Regions from separate parts of the Homo sapiens genome. Here region 1 is linked to region 2. The links are chromatin loops, found by intact Hi-C in ENCODE. Cell type or tissue: mammary epithelial cell. All regions are shown on one strand. Links, peaks and the distances in the headings refer to the core of each region. The heading gives the core; the rest is flanking DNA.

What was found. A loop is a pair of places that touch in the nucleus more often than their neighbours do. Peaks named below come from ENCODE experiments on the same cell type or tissue, not always from the same donor. Only the 100,000 strongest peaks of a DNase experiment are listed, where the experiment ranks them.
Region 1: a loop joins it to region 2, with 15 times the contacts of the local background. A loop is called at or near these places in 2 of 110 quality-filtered maps.

Annotation. Positions count from the first base shown.
Region 1 is chrX:110,845,900-110,848,825 of GRCh38, forward strand. No RefSeq gene overlaps it. Among named protein-coding and RNA genes, the nearest start is that of CHRDL1, 52 kb to the left of the region's middle. In mammary epithelial cell, for the core only: a CTCF peak has its summit at 1,606 (motif pointing left); no DNase peak of the experiment used is centred there.
Region 2 is chrX:109,711,698-109,714,623 of GRCh38, forward strand. All of the region lies in intron 1 of ACSL4 (acyl-CoA synthetase long chain family member 4), which reads right to left. Among named protein-coding and RNA genes, the nearest start is that of ACSL4, 20 kb to the right of the region's middle. In mammary epithelial cell, for the core only: a CTCF peak has its summit at 1,483 (motif pointing right); a DNase peak (open chromatin) is centred at 1,504; H3K27ac peaks cover 597 bases.

The sequences.
Region 1 (2,926 bases), core at 128-2,627, 1.1 Mb after region 2:
AGGAAAAAAAGTCTTCTGTACATTGGTATGGGCGAGGAATTCATGACTAAGACCTCAAAACCACAAGCAACAAAAATAAAAAATAAGCAAATAAGACTTTAAACTGTGCACAGCAAAGGAAATAATCAACAGAGTGAACAGACAACCTGCCGAATGGGAGAAAATATTTGCAAACCATGCAACCGACAGGAGACTAATGTCTAGAATTTACAAGGAGCTCATACAACTCAACAAAAACAACAGAAAACCAAATGACTCCATTAAAAATGGGAAAGGATATGAGCAGACACTTCTCAAAAGAAGACATACATGTGGCCAAAAAGCATATGAAAAAATGGTCATCATCACTAGTCATCAGAGAAATGCAAATCAAAACCACAATGAGATATCATTTTACACCAGTCAGAATGGCTATTATAAAAGGTCAAAAAAAAAAAAAGATGTTGGCAAGGATGTGGATAAAAGGGAATGCTTACACACTGTTGGTGGGAATGTAAATTAGTTCACCCTCTGTGGAAAACAGTATGGATATTTCTCAAAAAACTAAAAATAGAACTACCATATGACCCAGCAATCCCACTAGTGAATGTATATCCAAAGGAATTGAAATCAGTATATAGCAGAGATATCTGCACTCCTATGCTTATTGCAGAAGTATTCACCAAGCTTTGGAATCAACCTAAATGTCCATAAATGGATGATTGGATAAAGAAAATGTGGTATATATACACAATGGAATAGTGTTCATCTATAAAAAATAATGAAATCATGTCTTTTCCCACAATATGGATGGAACTGGTGGCCATTATCTTAAGTAAAACAACTCAGAAATAGAAAGTCAAATATCACATGTTCTCAGTTCTAAGTGGGAGCCAAATAATGGGTACACATGAACATGGAGTGTGGAATGATAGATATTTGAGACTCAAGAAAGGTGGGATGGTGGGAGGTGGTGGGGTATGAGAAAATAATGAGTAAAACATACATTATTATCATTATTATCTTTATGGTAGATCCATTTAGATGGACATATTAAAGCCCAGACCTCACCACTATTTAATATATCGATGTAACAAAACTGCCCTTGTGTCCCTTAAATTTATACAAATACAAATAAATTTTTGAAAAGATTCAGCTTTTAGTGTCACCAGCTGTAGATCCCTGAATCCCCAAACTGAGATGGGTGCCCCATCCTATGCTTACCCTATCACAGTGTTATGATATTGTTATAGAGCTTTTTGTTTGTGCGCCAGTCTCTCCAACTAGATTGCGCCTTTCTTAAGAGAGTCAGGCCCTTTCAACTTCATCTGTGTATCCCCAGCACCTAGCTCAGTGTTTTCAACACAATATAGACTCAAGGGGTATTTGAACTAAACTGAGGCGACCCAGCTGTACTGGAACAGGTTTAAGCTTATTTTTTAAATGTCAACAAGTTGCCACAGACAAGTTATCTTTCCTGAAATCTCAGCATGGAAAACTTCTGGACATTTTTCTGGTGGCAGGAAAGATGGTTAATTCGATCTAGGACTCATGAAGAAAATGGCATTAAACAAAGCTGACCTACTACTCTATTAAAAGTTTGGGCAACACTGCCATCTAGTGATGGAATTTAGATATGCTTGAGAATGAGATCTGTAGTTCTTCATGGAAGCCTGGAGAAAACCACTGAGCTTTCGTTTACACAGAGAAAGAGGAATGGCTAGTTTCTCTGAATAAGACATGTAGTTATGCGATGTACATTTCACTCGATAGATCGTGTTAATTGAGGGAAATAAAGGTCTAAATATATCATTTGTTAGCCACCAAGTCCTATTAATGTGGCTAGTTGCTGATGGGGTGGGAATTGCACAGGACAGTCCAGATGGAACCTATTTGTTCCCATTGTAACATTCAGCATCAGATTATGTACCTTATTTTTTTCAAAAGGAAAATATGGCTGGCACAGATCTGCTTTCAGGCATTATACAATCTAATTGGACACAAGAAGCAATTAAGGAATAAGACACCATTAAATTTGACTCAGGTCATTGATTGGCTGTGTGTGTGTTAAACATATCCAAATGTATGCATGAGTGTTTTCAGTCATTCAGGTGGTGGGGGTGTCTATACTTTTTGTAGGAATCCTCAAATAGTTTTGGAATACACTGCCCTTGGAATCATCCTGAGCCTGTTCTAACACGAATAAGAAACAGTAGATGTAATCTACCACACTGCAAGCAGCTGAATGTGTACTGCATTTGGAGTCAAACAGGTTGGAGTTCAGATTACTTGTCTATCACTTACTAAGTGCGTGGCCTTGGGCAAATTACTTAACCTCTATGCACCTCTTCATCTGCAAGATAAGAGTGCAAATAATACTCATCTCATTCAGGTTCTGTGAAGTTCTGTGAGGATTGACTGAGACTGGTATGTAAAGCACTGAAAGCAGTGTAGGCAATTTAGTAAGTGCTTGTAATTTTTGACAAATACTTTGCTACAGCCCCTTTACTGTCCTAAAATGAGACAGAGAAACTCATAGAGCAATGTACCTACCACACACATAATTTTATATATTTGTGTGTGTGTGTGTGTATATATATAAGAGAGAGAGAGGTCCAACTAGTGTGAAGGAGAAATAAAAGGAAATTATTGGTAATAAATAATGAATTTCCATCTGCAAAGATTGAGGCCACACCATGCTATAAGATGTAGGGGAACAGGTAGAAGCTTGCACCTACGTACAGAAACAGCATGAACTCAAACACTACAAATGCAGGCGCATGCAGGGGCATTGCATTAGTGACTCAATTACCATGATCAGCGTTGTTGTTGGCAATATGATCTTCAAAAATGTTAGACAACTCTTGGGAGAGTTCTGAACACAACAAAGAGCAGTTTTCCCTCAATTTACATGGTAGCTGTATTCCTGGAAATTTCAGCATATACT
Region 2 (2,926 bases), core at 150-2,649:
TCATTTAAATGAAATGTGTAGAAAGCCTTCCTTGACCTCCTATGTTACGTGAAGTGCCTCTGCTATTTGACCTCAAAGTACCCTACGGGACAGCACTTAAATTTGTCTAAGTTCCTGTTCCCCTGCTAGGCTCTAAGCTCCTTAGAGGCAGAGGTCATGTCTGTCTTGATAACTACTGTAATACCTGGGGCCTAGCACAGTACTGGTTCACAGTAGGTGCTGGATAAATATTTTTGGAATTAAGTTGGAATGAAATAAGAAGTCATATTATGTAGAAAGGAAACCAAAAAAGGATTTCCAAGATAAATCTTTCAATCTGAGTAGAAGTATATGCCTCTCCACATTTGAAATACATAGGAGGGCCTCCTCTCATATATTAGGAGTCTCATCATTGAACAGGAGAAGTGGCATTTTTTTAAGAGATGGGGTCCTGCTCTGTTGCCCAGGCTGTAGCACAGTGGCACAATCGCAGCTCACTGCAGCCTCAAATTCCTGGGATCAAGCAAGCTTCCCACCTCAGCCTCCTGAGTAGCTGGGCCTACAGGCACTCGCCATCATGCCTGGTTCATTTTTAAAAATTTTGTAGAGACAGGGTCTCACCATCTTGCCCAGGCTGGTCTCAAAACTTCTGGGCTCAAGCGACCCTCCCACCTCTGCCTCCCAAAGTGCTGGGATTACAGAGGTAAGCCACCATGCCTGGCCAAGAAGTGCCATATTCTGACCAAGTACAAACTTGATGCCAATTCTGGGTAAGAACCACGACTTCATAAGCAGAGTAAGTGACAGTGTGTTCAGTGTGTTTACACTTACTATTTCACATCCTATATTCCAAAGCTTTATTAAAATAAGGGTATCACAGCAAAATTATATGGCTAGTGTCCCTGAATATTATCAGCTGGCCGAAATGAAGCTCGTAAGTGCCAGTGGCATAGGTGGGGAAAATAAAAGGAAAATGAGACCATGAATGTGGAAGAGTATGCAAGAAAGAAAAAGAAAGCCAGCTGCCATGGCATGTGCCTGTAGTCCCAGCTACTAAAGAGGTTGAGGTGGGCGGATCATGTGAGCCCAGGGGTTTCAGACCAGCCTGGGCAACATGGGGAAACCTTGTCTGTACAAAAATTTGCAGGCCGTGGTGGCACACGACTGTAGTCTCAGCTACTCCAGAGGCTGAGGTGGGAGGATCGCTTGAGCCTGGGAGGTGGAGGGTGCAGTGAGCTGAGATTACGCCACTGCACTCCAGCCTGGGCGACAGAGTGAGACCCTGAGAAAAGAAAGAAAACAAAAAGAAAGGAAGAAGGGAGGGAGGGAAGGAGGAGAGAAGAGAGAAGGGAAGAAAGGGAGAGAGGAAGGAAGGGAGGGAAGGAGGGATGAAGGGAAGAAGGGAAGAAGGGAAGGGGAAGGGAAAGGGATGGGAAAGGAAAGAATTTGATGCAGTGAAGAGTGCTAAAGCAACATCAGCAGCTTGTCTATAACGTGCCACTGGGTGGCACCACTGTCCTTAGCTAGTCACTACAGATATGGAACCAGGATAGAGGACCATCAGGCTCTCTTGCAGAGCTTAGGTGAAAACTCAGAAGTCTATCTCTACCGTACTGACACACAGATGCAAGTCACTATAGTTAAAGTTCTCTGCATATGTCATCAACACAAGGATATGTCTTCAGGATGTTGTGCTTATCAGAGACTCCTGGAAGGTAAGTTTGTCAACATTGTTGCTTAGTCCAAAGGCTTCAGAAACAGCTCACTATTCTAAATGCAGATTCTCAGGGAAGTGAGAGATGGGACAGGGGTGCAGGGTGGTCAGAATAACCTAGAAATCTTTTTCAAGCTATTAGGTTGAACCACATAAAATTGCCAATAGTAAAAAATTTGCTACAGACAAAAAAAAAAGGCAATTTCAAGTCGTTCAACATAATATACATACATTTAGAATCACTGGCTTATTGAGCCACTGTAATGATAAGAGTGTCATATTTCTCATTTGTTAGGGGGGAAAAGATTGAGAAGACACACACAGTTGGCCTTTTACTTAAAATCATGAAGAATTAACTGAGCAAAGAGATGGAAACAACAAAATATCTAAAAATAGGGAATAAACTACAGTCATGAACCACATAACATTTCAGTCAATGACGGACTGCATATACAGTCGTCCCATAAGAATATAATGGAGATGAAAAATTCCTGTAGACTAGTGAAGTCACAGCAGGGCACATTATTCAAGAATACTAGCAAACCACCATGGACATATCAATATTTCTAAAAAGAATGACACCTTCTCAAGAAGCACCTCAGGCAGGTCCTTTAGGAGGTATTCCAGAAGAAGACACTCTTATAGGAGATGACAACTGCATGCATGTTACTGACCTTAAAGACCTTCCAGTGGGACAAGATGTGGAGGTGAAAGACAGCGATACTGATGATCCTGACCCTTTGTAGGCCTCGGCTAATGTTTGTGATTGTGTCTTAGTTTTTTGTTTTTGTTTTTGTTTTGAGACTGTGTCTTAGTTTTAACACAGAAGTTTAAAGAGAAAAAAATCAATTTTAAAAATATAAAAAAGCTTTTAGAATAAGGACATAAAGAAAAAATATTTTTGTACAGCTGTACAGTGTGTTTGTTTTAAGCTAAATGTTATAAAAGAATCAAAAAGTCAAAAAAATTTAAAAGTTTGTAAACTAAAAAGGTTATAGTAAGCTAAGGTTAATTTATTACTGAATAAAAATATTTTCATAAATTTAGTGTAGCATAAGTGTACAGTATTTATAAAGTGGACAGTGGTGTACAGTAATGTCTTAGGCATTCACAGTCAGTCACCACTCATTCACTGACTCACCCAGAGCAACTTCCAGTCCTGCAAGCTCCATTTATGGTAAGCACCCTATATAGCTGAACCATTTTATCATCTTTTATACCGTTTTTTTTTAC